2 separate regions of the Homo sapiens genome follow, and region 2 is linked to region 1. The links are chromatin contacts, found by Hi-C or POLR2A ChIA-PET in ENCODE. All regions are on one chromosome and are shown on one strand. Each heading gives the region's core, a stretch centred on a gene start or an enhancer-like site at or near the end of the contact. The rest is flanking DNA. Distances are from core to core; before and after follow the strand shown. Region 1 holds the start of ITPRIP (inositol 1,4,5-trisphosphate receptor interacting protein). Region 2 holds the start of MXI1 (MAX interactor 1, dimerization protein).

What was found. Hi-C counts contacts between places; a loop is a spot of excess contacts on that map. ChIA-PET counts read pairs that join two places held with the same protein, here RNA polymerase II (POLR2A). Pooled maps may share reads with other maps.
Region 2: a loop to region 1 is called in a map of B cell, with 23 times the contacts of the local background. The contact joins the promoter of MXI1 here to the promoter of ITPRIP in region 1. A Hi-C loop is called at or near these places in 1 of 168 maps with a recorded cell type or tissue (B cell) and 7 of 50 pooled maps. POLR2A ChIA-PET finds 5 or more read pairs at or near these places in 1 of 52 experiments (WTC11).

Annotation. Positions count from the first base shown.
Region 1 is chr10:104,335,452-104,340,973 of GRCh38, reverse strand. It overlaps ITPRIP (inositol 1,4,5-trisphosphate receptor interacting protein), which reads left to right and starts at 2,509. Exons shown (of 2, transcript NM_001272013.2): 1 at 2,509-2,728. It also overlaps a transcript of CFAP58 not described here. RefSeq lists enhancers at 589-883, 3,632-3,831 and a cis regulatory region at 1-1,366.
Region 2 is chr10:110,204,432-110,209,953 of GRCh38, reverse strand. It overlaps MXI1 (MAX interactor 1, dimerization protein), which reads right to left and starts at 2,349. Exons shown (of 6, transcript NM_130439.3): 1 at 1,872-2,349. The coding sequence starts at 2,145. RefSeq lists a silencer at 2,099-2,178 and an enhancer at 3,768-4,268.

The DNA of each region.
Region 1 (5,522 bases), core at 1,260-3,759:
TAAAATTCATCCAGGGCCGGGATAAACCACAAGTTTCCTTCCCGCGACCCTGAGCCAATGGGGAGAGGGCTTTTTTCTATCCTCCTCTTACTAAAGGGCAGCCTTTCCAGGGTTCCAGCCTTAGGCAGAGATCTCAAGTCCAGATCCCTGTCTTTATAGAACTCAAGGCCTGAATAGATACTAACCCCAATCCCTGAGTGGGTACTCACCCCTGGTCCTTAGTCATTTGGGCTTATATTCATGTCATGCTTTTGAGTTCCCTTGACCTATCTCACACCTGGAGACCCCCTTTCTTCCCTTCCGTTGTTGATATATTTTATTCAGCCTTTCACTGTTCGAAGCAGGAGTTCCCTGACTTCTTGACTCCTCAAGTTCCCATAACTTGAATCTTTGTACTTTCCTATCTTTTAAAAAACATTTCTCGAGTTAGCACAGTGTTCTGTAGAAACGACAGGAGGGGTGTCCAATCCAGACATGAGGGTTCCAGGAAGACTTCCTGAAGGAGTAACTGCCTGTTCTGAGACAGGAAGACTGAGCATACAATTAGTCGGGCAAAATAACATGCATGTGCACTGGGGTGACAGTTTGGAGGAGGAGGTGGGGTGGCTGTGGCAGGCAGAAAGTAGAGTACATATGAATATCCAAGGGGAGAGAAAAAGCATATCATGCAAACAGCATATCAAAGAGCATATCACGTTCTGGGAAGCACAGGTTCCAAGAACTGCAAGGAGTTTTGTGTGGGACACAGAGTGAGATATGAGGCTGGTGAGATAAGCAGAGGCCAGTTCATGAACGACTTACAAGCCAGGTAGAAGGGTGGACCTTAGAACAGACAGGAACCAATCAGAACACAGAAGGTGAAATCATCAGGTTAAAAGCAAAACAAATATAATAAATATTCCTTATATAAATATACATGGCTGGTTAGAAATTGCTGAAACAACTTTGCAGACGGGATGACAATCCCAGAGGGCATTCAAGCACTAACCTTGGCATTCCAGCACAACGCTGAACTCTTAGCCCAAGGATGACAAAGCTCAGCCCAGCGCTCTTACTTCACAGAAATTTCCCCCACCTGCTTTGCGGAGGGTGTGAGTAACCCACCGGACCAACTTCTAGACATTTTGGAAATACAGCTCTTTCAAGACCGTTTCCCCAGATCGCCCCCACCACCTCCAACACACATACTGGCCCCCAAAATTCTGCCATAACCTCTTACGTAAGGAAAGAATTTGAGCAGCAGTAGAAACTTGAAAACAAAAGTACCCTGGGCCAAGGGCCAGGGAGTCTATTTTTAGAACATTTTCTCATTGCCTGTTTATCTTTCAGACTCAGCCAAAAAGTCTTCCAGGCGAGTGTTAAAGGAAAAGACGAAAAAAAGGTGATCTAAGACCAAATAGCAGTAGCAATGGTGATCATTTTGGACACTGTGTTCCAATTTCCCCAATGTGCCTTCACTGGCATTTGGTGCCCCCAAAGCCGCTTAATGGAGAATTCATTCAAACCCTGCTCTGCCTTTTGTACTGATGGTAGGATTTGGGCAGGTCAAAGGGAAGACAATAGAAGTTATGGATTTCATAAACTATTAAGCTCGACCAGAACGCTGCTGCTGCTCCTCCAGGCCTCAGTTCTCTCGTTTCTAACATAGGGGTAGTAACACTTGATCTACCGTCACAACAGTAACCAGAAACTACCGCGCCTGTCCCGTACAGTATCCGGTCACTGTTCTCCTTTGTGCCCGGTTAATCCCGGAGAAAAGCAACCATGCATTTGATTATCATAAAAGTCGGGCGCGGTGGCTCACGCCTGTAATCCCAGGCGCTTCGGAAGGCCGAGAAGGGAGTTCGAGACCAGCCTGACCAACATGGAGAAACACCTTCTCTACTAAAAATACAAAATTAGCCGGGCGTGGTGGCACATGCCTGTAATCCCAGCTACTCGGGAGGCTGAGGCAGGAGAATCGCTCGAACCCGGGAGGCGGAGGTTGCGGTGAGCCGAGATAGCGCCACCATTGCACTCCAGCCTGGGCAACAAGAGCGAAACTCCTTCTCAAAAAAAAAAAAAAACGGTAGTAAGCTATTTTAATCCTTTCAAGCTGCAAAAGAGAAAAAGGCTGGCGTTTTGTCTAGAGTTATATTTTCCTCCAAGAGACTAAATAGGTGGCCCCAGGAATTCCGCCACTTGTAAAACGCGCCGCAGAAAACTCTCCCCGACTGGTAAGGACTTAACCCCTTCCGCTCCGCGGCTTAGGACGACTTTTAAGGGCGTCCTCCCCGCGCCCCTGTCCACTCGCTCCAGTTTACTCCACTGGCCTGATTCCGTCTCTCCCAGTCACTCTCCAGTTCTGCCGTGCCGGGGAAGTTTCTGGGGGCTCACTGGGAAGGTCTTCCCGGCGGATCCTGGGCCCAACCACCGAAACCCACACGGTCCTCCTTAAGGAGCTTCCGGGGCCGCGGGTAGAGGCGGGTGTTTTGTTCTTATAAGGAGGAAAAAGTTTTTGTGACATCCAGGAAATGAGTAACTCTGAAGTTCAGTAGAGCCGGCCGCTGCAGGCCAGAAGGTGGGAGCCAGCGGGGGCATCGCCGCCCGCGCCCCTCTAAGTGCCGGGCCGCAAGCTCCACCGCAGCCGCCTGCAAGCAGCGGCGCCTCGGCCCTCGACCTGCGCGCAAAGCCTGTGCTGGAGCCGTCCTCCCGCGGCGGGGACCGGGACCGGGGACCCAAGCCAATCGTAAGTCCCAGGGCAGCCTAGTGTGCTGAAGGAAGAAGGGCGCGATGGAGAGCGCGAGCTCGGAGGAGCTGTGTCGGAGATGGCTGCCGACAGAGGGGGCGCAGGAGGGTGTGGGGAGCGCGGGCGCCTGCTCCTCCCGGGTGGGGGCTGACTTTGGAGACCCCCTTCCCTTAAAGCGCGCGTGCCCAGGCGGGCGTATTGTCTCCTCGCGGTCCCGCATCCTGTTCCCGCCGCGTCGGGGGATGCGTCCCGGGCGCTCGCTCCAGCCAGGGCTGCGGGCAGCTCCTCCTCGAGGCGCGCGCAGCCTCGGAGCCCAGAGCGGGACCACATTTTTGTTCCTAGTGGCCAGGTGACCCGTTACTTCTCACATCTGAGCAGAGCGCTACCGAAGAAAGAAAAGCCGGTTCGCCCTGCTCATTTGCTGCCCCCTTTTCCCCTTCCCCTTCCCTCCCTTCCTGTAAGGGAGGAATAGGCGTGAAGTTTTTTTTTCTCGGTTCATGGTAGTGAAGTTATGGGGCTGCTTCAGGCCGGATAAAATCCCCGCCGCTTCCTCTTTCGGGACTATTAGTGGGCCAGACCTCACGCTGTGCAGACTTGCTCTTGGGCTGCAAATAACTCTCTGCCCCTTCACCCCTAACCCCACCCTCAACCCCATCCCTGTGACTTTGCCATTCTGGCCGCCTGGTGAAGACTCCCGGGGCGGGACTCCCCATCCAAAACGCTTTCTCTTAAAAAAAGAAAAAGAAAAAGAAAAAAAAAGCCACCGACCAGGAAGGTAAAATATTTTACGGAACCAGGCAGGGGCCTCATTTTGCCTTTTGCCCCTCTGCTGGTATGAGAAAAGCACCCTTTCACAACTAGTAGAGTACCAGATACTGGTCTCATTTCACAAACAGTAGAGTACCAGATATTGGTCGCAATCTGGACTCTGGTCTTTTGGATCTAAATCGGGGTCGCGGTCTATTTTCTTGTTCTTTTTTTGGATATGACCCAGTGCTCTTGCCTTTTACAAACCGAGTCTATCTGACTGCCAGCTAAAGTTCATCTGTGGTTGGTGCAGTTTTAGGCCCAGGTGAGCCCTGAAAATAGAGTATCAGAAAAGTGGATTACTGTCTTTCCTCCTTACGAAAACAGAATAGGCTGTGTTTTTGAGTCCTCCCTCCAGCCCTCGTGCCTAAGTGGCTTTCATTGTTTGCTAATTCCCTGTATGTTGCGGCTGCTCTGGGCCATTCTGCCTTCGGATTTTCTCCACTTGTGGGTAACCATGAAGTAGTTATACTGACTCTCTGCTCTCCCTGGGTGCATTCTTCTCATGCTCAGTAAATCTACATTTTACGTAAGATAAAGTAAGCATGTGAAATTATAGCTATCTGTTTGGCAACAAAAGGAATGCAGTTTTGTTTTCGGTTTTGTTTTTTGCATGACTGAGTTCCCAAGCTTAACTTTTCCCTTTGGCATCCTGAGCTTGGGGTCCTAAGGTTGTATTTTCCTTTCACAGCTATCAGCAGAGACAGGTAGCCATCAACAGTTAGGAAAGAGTCTGGGCTGGGTGGCTGCCTGTCTTCCCAGAGCTTTGGGAGGCTGAGGTGGGAGGATTGCTTGAACCCAGGAGTTCCAGGCTTAGAGCTGGGATCACTTGGTTGGGATCACTTGGTTGGAGCTAGGATCGTGCCACTGCACTCCATCCGGGTGACAGAGTTCAGACCCTGTCTTTAACCTACCCCCCAATGCCCCGCTGCCCCCCCCCCCCCAAAAAAAAATAACTGGGCAGGAGAAGGTGCTTTCAGAGTCCAAGACTCAGGTTCCATGTTTCGAGTTGAGAGTCTGCCCCAGTAGGGTTGAGGTGGCACGGCAGCCTGTGGGGCTTTAATGGAGAATCTGCTTGGAAGGGGTGGGTGCTCCAAGTGTTCTGGGAGCTGAGAAGCAGGACTTTATTATGGATGACACCAGGCCATCCTGGACCCTTCTCTCATCCAGTCTTGCTGGGGAGGGGTACAGAGCCAGGAGGATGCTGAGAACTGTTCATGATAACCTCCAGGGCTGCTGCTAGCCTATTCAGTCCTTCGCATGAATTAGAATAAGGTGCTCTGTCTTGGCAAGAGGATGGGGCTTGATGCCTCTTAGAAATACTGGCCTTACTTGAGTGGACATAGCCAAGCCATATAGCTGGATAAGTGGCATGTGAGCTGGATTTATCCTCACCCCTCAGCCAGGTGCCTTAAGCAGTACACTGCCTGGTCCACCATTCACACAGCAGCCCTGATAAACAACCACTATTGAGGGCTTAACATTCGCCAGGCTTTTTTTTTTTTTCCCCAAAAGTACTTAGCCTGTATTAACTCATTTAATCCTCACAGTAGCCGTATGAGTTAGGTATTGTTAACTCCATTTTACAGATGAGGAAACTGAGGCACAGGGATGTTAAGTGTTCCAGAGCCTGGAAGGTGAGTCTTAATCACTGGGCATTCATAGACCAAGAAGCAACTTAAGCTTAAAAAGCTAGTTTAATTGGGAACCCTCGTGGGAAAGGGGGAAGAACAGTTGCCTTTTTCTTTCTCTGTCAAAGGAGGAAATACCCATTCTCAGTCCAGGTGGAGGAAGGAGGGGAAATTCATCTGGCAGGAGGCAGAGGAGGAAAGAAAAGAGGCAAGCCGGGCCTTGATGGCTGATGGGGAGCCTGGCCCAAGAATCAAGTGACTTTCCTTAATCTCTGGGCGGTGTGAGGTGGCAGATCCAGTTTGGGGCCTGGCATGAGGGTGATGAGTAAGTGCCCCCAGGTGTGGCTCAGAGGGAA
Region 2 (5,522 bases), core at 1,100-3,599, 5.9 Mb before region 1:
CACCTCGCTGGTGAGGGGGGGTGGCTGGGGTAGGGGGGCAAGCCAGGTTTGCCACACACTGCCAACGTGCCCTCATGGGGTGTACCCCTAGTCAGAGCCAACGCCACGGGACAGACTCCAGAGAACTGGTAGCCGGGGATGGGGGTAGCTGAAGAAATCGCGCCCCTCCCCCCTGCAACAAAAGCAAACACACCAAACAAAACCACGTCTTCACCCAGCTCCCCACCAGCTCTGGCTTTTCAGAAACTACCCTCCAGACAAATGCACACATAGCTTCCCGCGCCCCATCCCCCTCCGACCAGCATGAATAATTGCGAAGCGATTCGGCTGCACAGCCTGCGATGCGCCTTTCTCGCAACCCAGGCACTCCGGGAAAACAGGCGAGAAGAGAAAGAAAAGAACGCACCACCGACCTCACAACACAAATCCTCGTTTTGGCCTTACAGCGTCTGCACAATTGCGCTGCCAACACACGGTTCCTTTAACCCTGAAGACCTGGGGTATCAGTCAGCAATGGTGTTTTTGTGTCTGAGGGTTGTTGTGTTGGGTGGGGGGAAGGTTGCAAGATCTGACACGTTGCAATCGGGACCTTTCTTCTTTCTTTCTCTCTCTCTCACACACACACGCGCACACGTACACACACACACTCGCGCCTCATTGATCTTCCTACTTGTTCGGACACATTAAACATCCCGGTTTCCCCCTATCTGTCGGTCTGTCTGCCTAGTTCCCTTCCTCCTTTTCACAGCTATTATTCTGAGGACGGTGCTGGATACGCTGCACACGCGTGCCCCCGTTAGGGCGCTGAGTCGACTGCCTGGGGAAAGCTGGGTGACCTGGCTGGTAGGGGCAAAAATGAAACAAATAAATACAAAAAAGAAGCCAGGCCAGGGTGGGGTTCCCAGCACACCCCCACCCACGCACTACTATCCACGTGAATCTGGGGGTGGGCGGGTGGGGGGAGTAGAAATCGACCAGGAAGGCGTTTGCCTTGCTTGCCCTGTGCGCTCACTCAAGAGCCGTCTCCCGGAAAATAAAGAAAAAGCACAGAACAGCCCACACCTTCTTCCCCAACTATTGTTTCTCAAAGATCCCAAAGTTTCCTTCTAGCCGCGTCCCCACGGCCAAGTTTCCCGGGCTCAGGACGGCGTGTCCGGGGCGAGCTGCTGGCGTTGCTTGGCCCCGCCGGCCTCCTTCTTTGGGGGGGGGGGGGCGGCGGTGGCACCCCACGGCAACGGACGTGCAGGGGGACTGTGTCCGTAGACGTGATGGCCTGAGCCCAGTCCTGCTGCTAGAGGGAAGGAAAAAGGCGAAGTAGGAGGGAGAGAGAGAGACAGAGCCGAGCCCACGCCGTGGAGAGCTGTTTGGTTGTTATTGTTGTAGTGTGTGTCTGTGTGTTTTCTTTCTGGAACCTCTGAGCTCTGCCTATGGTTTCCAACTTTCGGCTTCTAATCCCCACCCCACCCAGGAACGAGCAACAGAAAAACAACACTTGTCTGCCTGAGAAGGCTCCGGAAAAAAAAAAAAAAAAAAGGAAGAAAAGCGACCTCAAAGAGATGAGCTCTCGGCTCAGTTGTCAGCAAACAACAACACTCCCCCGCTCCTCCGCTGGGCCATCCTCCCAGCCCCAGCCCGCCGGAGAGGACAGACCGACGCACCGACAGGCCCCTCTCCCCCTCGCCCGTCTTTGTTACATCTTTAGCAGCTTTGTGCGTGCGTGTCCTTTCTCCGGTGTCATCGGCTTTACTGCCAAGGGCTGGATGTGTATGTTGGGCGGGGGGGGGACGGGCCGAGCTCGCAACAGGGGTCGCCCAAGTGGGCGAGAAAGAAAGAACCGGGCGCCGAGGAAGAGCAGGGGCCCCCAAACTTACTTTTGTTTTCTTTCTCGATCTGCTCCAGGTAGCTGGCGGCCTCGAGCAGAATCTGCACGTTCTGCAGAAAAGTGTTGATGTGCTTCTCCATCGAGTTCTCGCTGGTGTTGAAAATGTCTGAGAAGGGGCACCTGGGCTTGGCCCCAGCGGGGTCCTCGGGCAGGGCCGGGGGCTGGGGCGCGGCCACGGCGGGGGGCACAGCCGGGGGCGCGGCGGGGGCCAGCCCCGCGCCCTCGCAGCGCGCCTCCTTGCGCGGCCGCCCGCGTTTGCCCATGGAGGAGCGGGGGTCCGCCGAGCTCGTCCTCTAACGGGGCTGCGCGGCCCGGCCGAGCTCCGGGCCCCCAGGGAGACCCGGCCGGCTGGAGCAGAGAAGGCGCCGGGGCGAAAAGCCGGCCTGACTTCCCGAGCCTCGCTGCCTGCAGTTGTGTGTGTGAGTGTATGGGAGTGTGTGTCGGTCTCGCTGTGAGTCTGTGTGTATGGGAGATTGAATGAACCTACAGGACAGACGGAGGCACTCTGGCGCCTGGGTCCTAGTGCGAGCCTGTCGCCATCGGACCGGTCAAAATAAAAGGTGGAGACTAGCGAGCGAGGCAGGGACCGCCCCTGCCCGTCCCCGCAGGCTTCCCTGCCTCTCCCCAAGGCTTACCACAGAGTAGAACACTGTCTTTTAACCGGAATGGAAAAAAATACCTGATGTCTCTGGGTGCACCTGCATAAAAACAAACTACTTTTTTCACAGAAAAATAATGCCTCAGAAAGTGTCCAGCACAATGCCTGGCACATAGTTAGGTCCCCATACATGGTGGCTGCTATGACTTAAAAATAAATAAATAAAAGCTCCCCAATCCAAATGGGAAGAAGGGAACCAGTGTGTAACCAGAAGATCCCCCCACCCCCAACACAAACACTCCTACTCACAGACACACATACATACGTAATCACGCACACACTTGCGAGGCACCTGTGTGTGCCTTCACACAGTCAAATGAAATCCCAGGCCGTCCAAATCCGAGTTACAGATTTACTCATGCCTTTCTCCCTTCAAATGCAAAGTTATTTTCCAGAAGTGGGAGGAGATGTCAGCATCCCTCTCCACACTCCTCTGCCCAGCCTTGGTTCAGCTGTGCAAAGCTCACACCAGGATGCCTCCACACCTGGCTCCCTTTAATTTGAGAGGCAGAAGTGGCAGCTCAGGAACCACCCCCCTCCCCAGCTGAATTCCACCTTTTGCCTCTGAAAACCCCTACCCCAGCTGACATTGTTTCACTGCCACTGCTGTCCGCAATCATGGATGCTTTCCAGCCCTGGGAAGTACTGGAGGTGTCAGGGGATGATTGAAGGCTGCTCTAGGGTGCCATAGGAAAGGGTTCAAATCCCAGCTCTGCTGCATACAGACTGTGTGAGCTTGGACAAGTCCCTTAACCTCTCTTGGCCTAAGTTTCCACATCATTGAAATGTGTGATAAGATGCTTGTGTATTGTATCTGACTTAGCACACTCTGGCCCATGGTAAGCTCTTTTTCTTCCAATCCAGACCCAGGCAAGAGCCTGAGTCCCCTATTCTGATGTAACTTGTATCTAAGAAAGGAACAAGATGTAGTGAACAAGACTCTTCTGCACTTCCTTGGAAAATATCTCTATGACAAGCCCATCTAAATATGGTTACTTTGCAAGGTCACCTGGAGTTTTCCTCCAGGGGAACCATTTATATAGAGGACAAAGACAATGCTGCCCCCTGGAGGTGTGCGATGCAGCCACCCTACTCAAAGGCAGCTTCATACACATTGTCATAAAAACTCTTGATGGCCGGACGCAGTGGCTCACGCCTGTAATCCCAGCACTTTGGGAGGCCAAAGCGGGCAGATCACCTGAGGTTGGGAGTTCGCGACCAGCCTGACCAACATAGAGAAACGCTGTCTCTACCAAAAATACAAAATTAGCCGGGCGTGGTGGCGCATGCCTGTAATCCCAGCTACTCCGGAGGCTGAGGCAGGAGAATGGCGTGAACCCGGGAGGCGGAGCTTGTAGTGAGCCGAGATAGCGCCACTGCACTCCAGCCTGGGCGACAGAGCCAGACTCCGTCTCAAAAAAAAAAAAAAAAAAAGTTTATCTTCCATTATTAGAACAATTACTGATTTTTTGCTTCTGTGAGAACCACAACCTGAGTTATTCGTGTTGAAATGCCTGTAAACATCTAAAAATGTTAGGAAGACCTCATGTATGCACAGTTTCAAACAAGCTTTCTCCAATGCCATTTTGCAAAAACTGGCCCTTGTGTGAAACAGCTCTGATCTCTCTTGCCCCAAATGAAAGATGGTACTGAGACAATGAACCAGCTAAGCCCAGAGAAAACCTTGCTTTCTCTTTAATTGCCCATTGGTGGCATGGGTCAGATGTATAGTACTGCAACATACATGCACCACCAAGACAGGCACACGCATGCATGAGTGCCATGGTGGGGGAAGGGTGTTTTGTAATTATTTATTTATCCCTGTTCCATCTCTCATAGGTCTGCGAGTTTCAGAAAGCCCAGTGGGAATCTTCAAGCTGGGCCACGGATCTGACCAAAGCCAAAATAAACAATGGCTTGAAGAAAATCTACAAAAAAGTGCTGATTTGCACTATTCCCACAGTCGGCCACAGCCCCCACCATCATTCCCATGGAAAACACCACGGCTGGTGCCAAATCAAGTTTTCCCCCCATCATAGGGGCATTGTTTTTTGTTATTATGTGAGTTCTTAGCATCAGACAATGGCACCACAAGAGACACAGTGGAAGCAGGAGAAATGCCTTTTTGTTTCACAAAGTCTGTGTTACTGTGCCCCCAGAGTCTCGCATATAGTTTAGTTGCATATATTCATTTTGGTAACACGTATGTGGAACGACGAATGTGCCAAGCTAAAGCCCGAAGCCCCCTCCTTATTTGTTTTCAGAGCCCATCAAGTGTTAAATCATATTAACATCCCATTGCTCTCTCCCTTCTCCCGCTCCGTTCCCCAATTAACAGATTTCTCTAATAAAGTTGGCCCCAACAGAAAGAGTGGTGTTTCAGGGGTTATATCACAGGACAGGCATCCAGGATGCTGGGTTACAAGCTCAGCTCCATTCCCGATTAGATTTGCTTCCCAGGAGGAGCCATTCAAACCCTTTGCAACCCCCCCTTTCTTTGGGGTTTTGATTCCAGAAGTAAACAGGCCCCTTTGGAAATGCTGAGAATTTCTGCATAGAACAGGTAGGGGATGTGAATACAGCCATTCTGATGAGAACACATGTGAACTCTTTGAAAGAAAAGCAGAAATGCCCAATGAAGTCAGCTAGAATGCTCTCAGAGGGCCCGGGATATCTTGGGTGCCCAGTCGGCCTGGGTCCTGCTTTCCCAACACTCTGTTCATTTGTTTGTTTGGCTTATTTGCTTGTTTGGCAATACCTTTCCATGGACCTTGTTTGTATATTAAAGCAAGATTGTTCTTTCTTTTATTTGCCCCTTTCCCCCCAGACGTTCTATACTCTTACATCAAAGGAGTTGTTTGGCCTATAATTATGTCTTTATGTACACAGAGGCTGGTTAATTACTGAGAAGGCGATGGATGCGTTGCCATCGAAACCTACCCACCTTGCATTGGGATGGGATGCTCTTCCCTCTGTCATGGA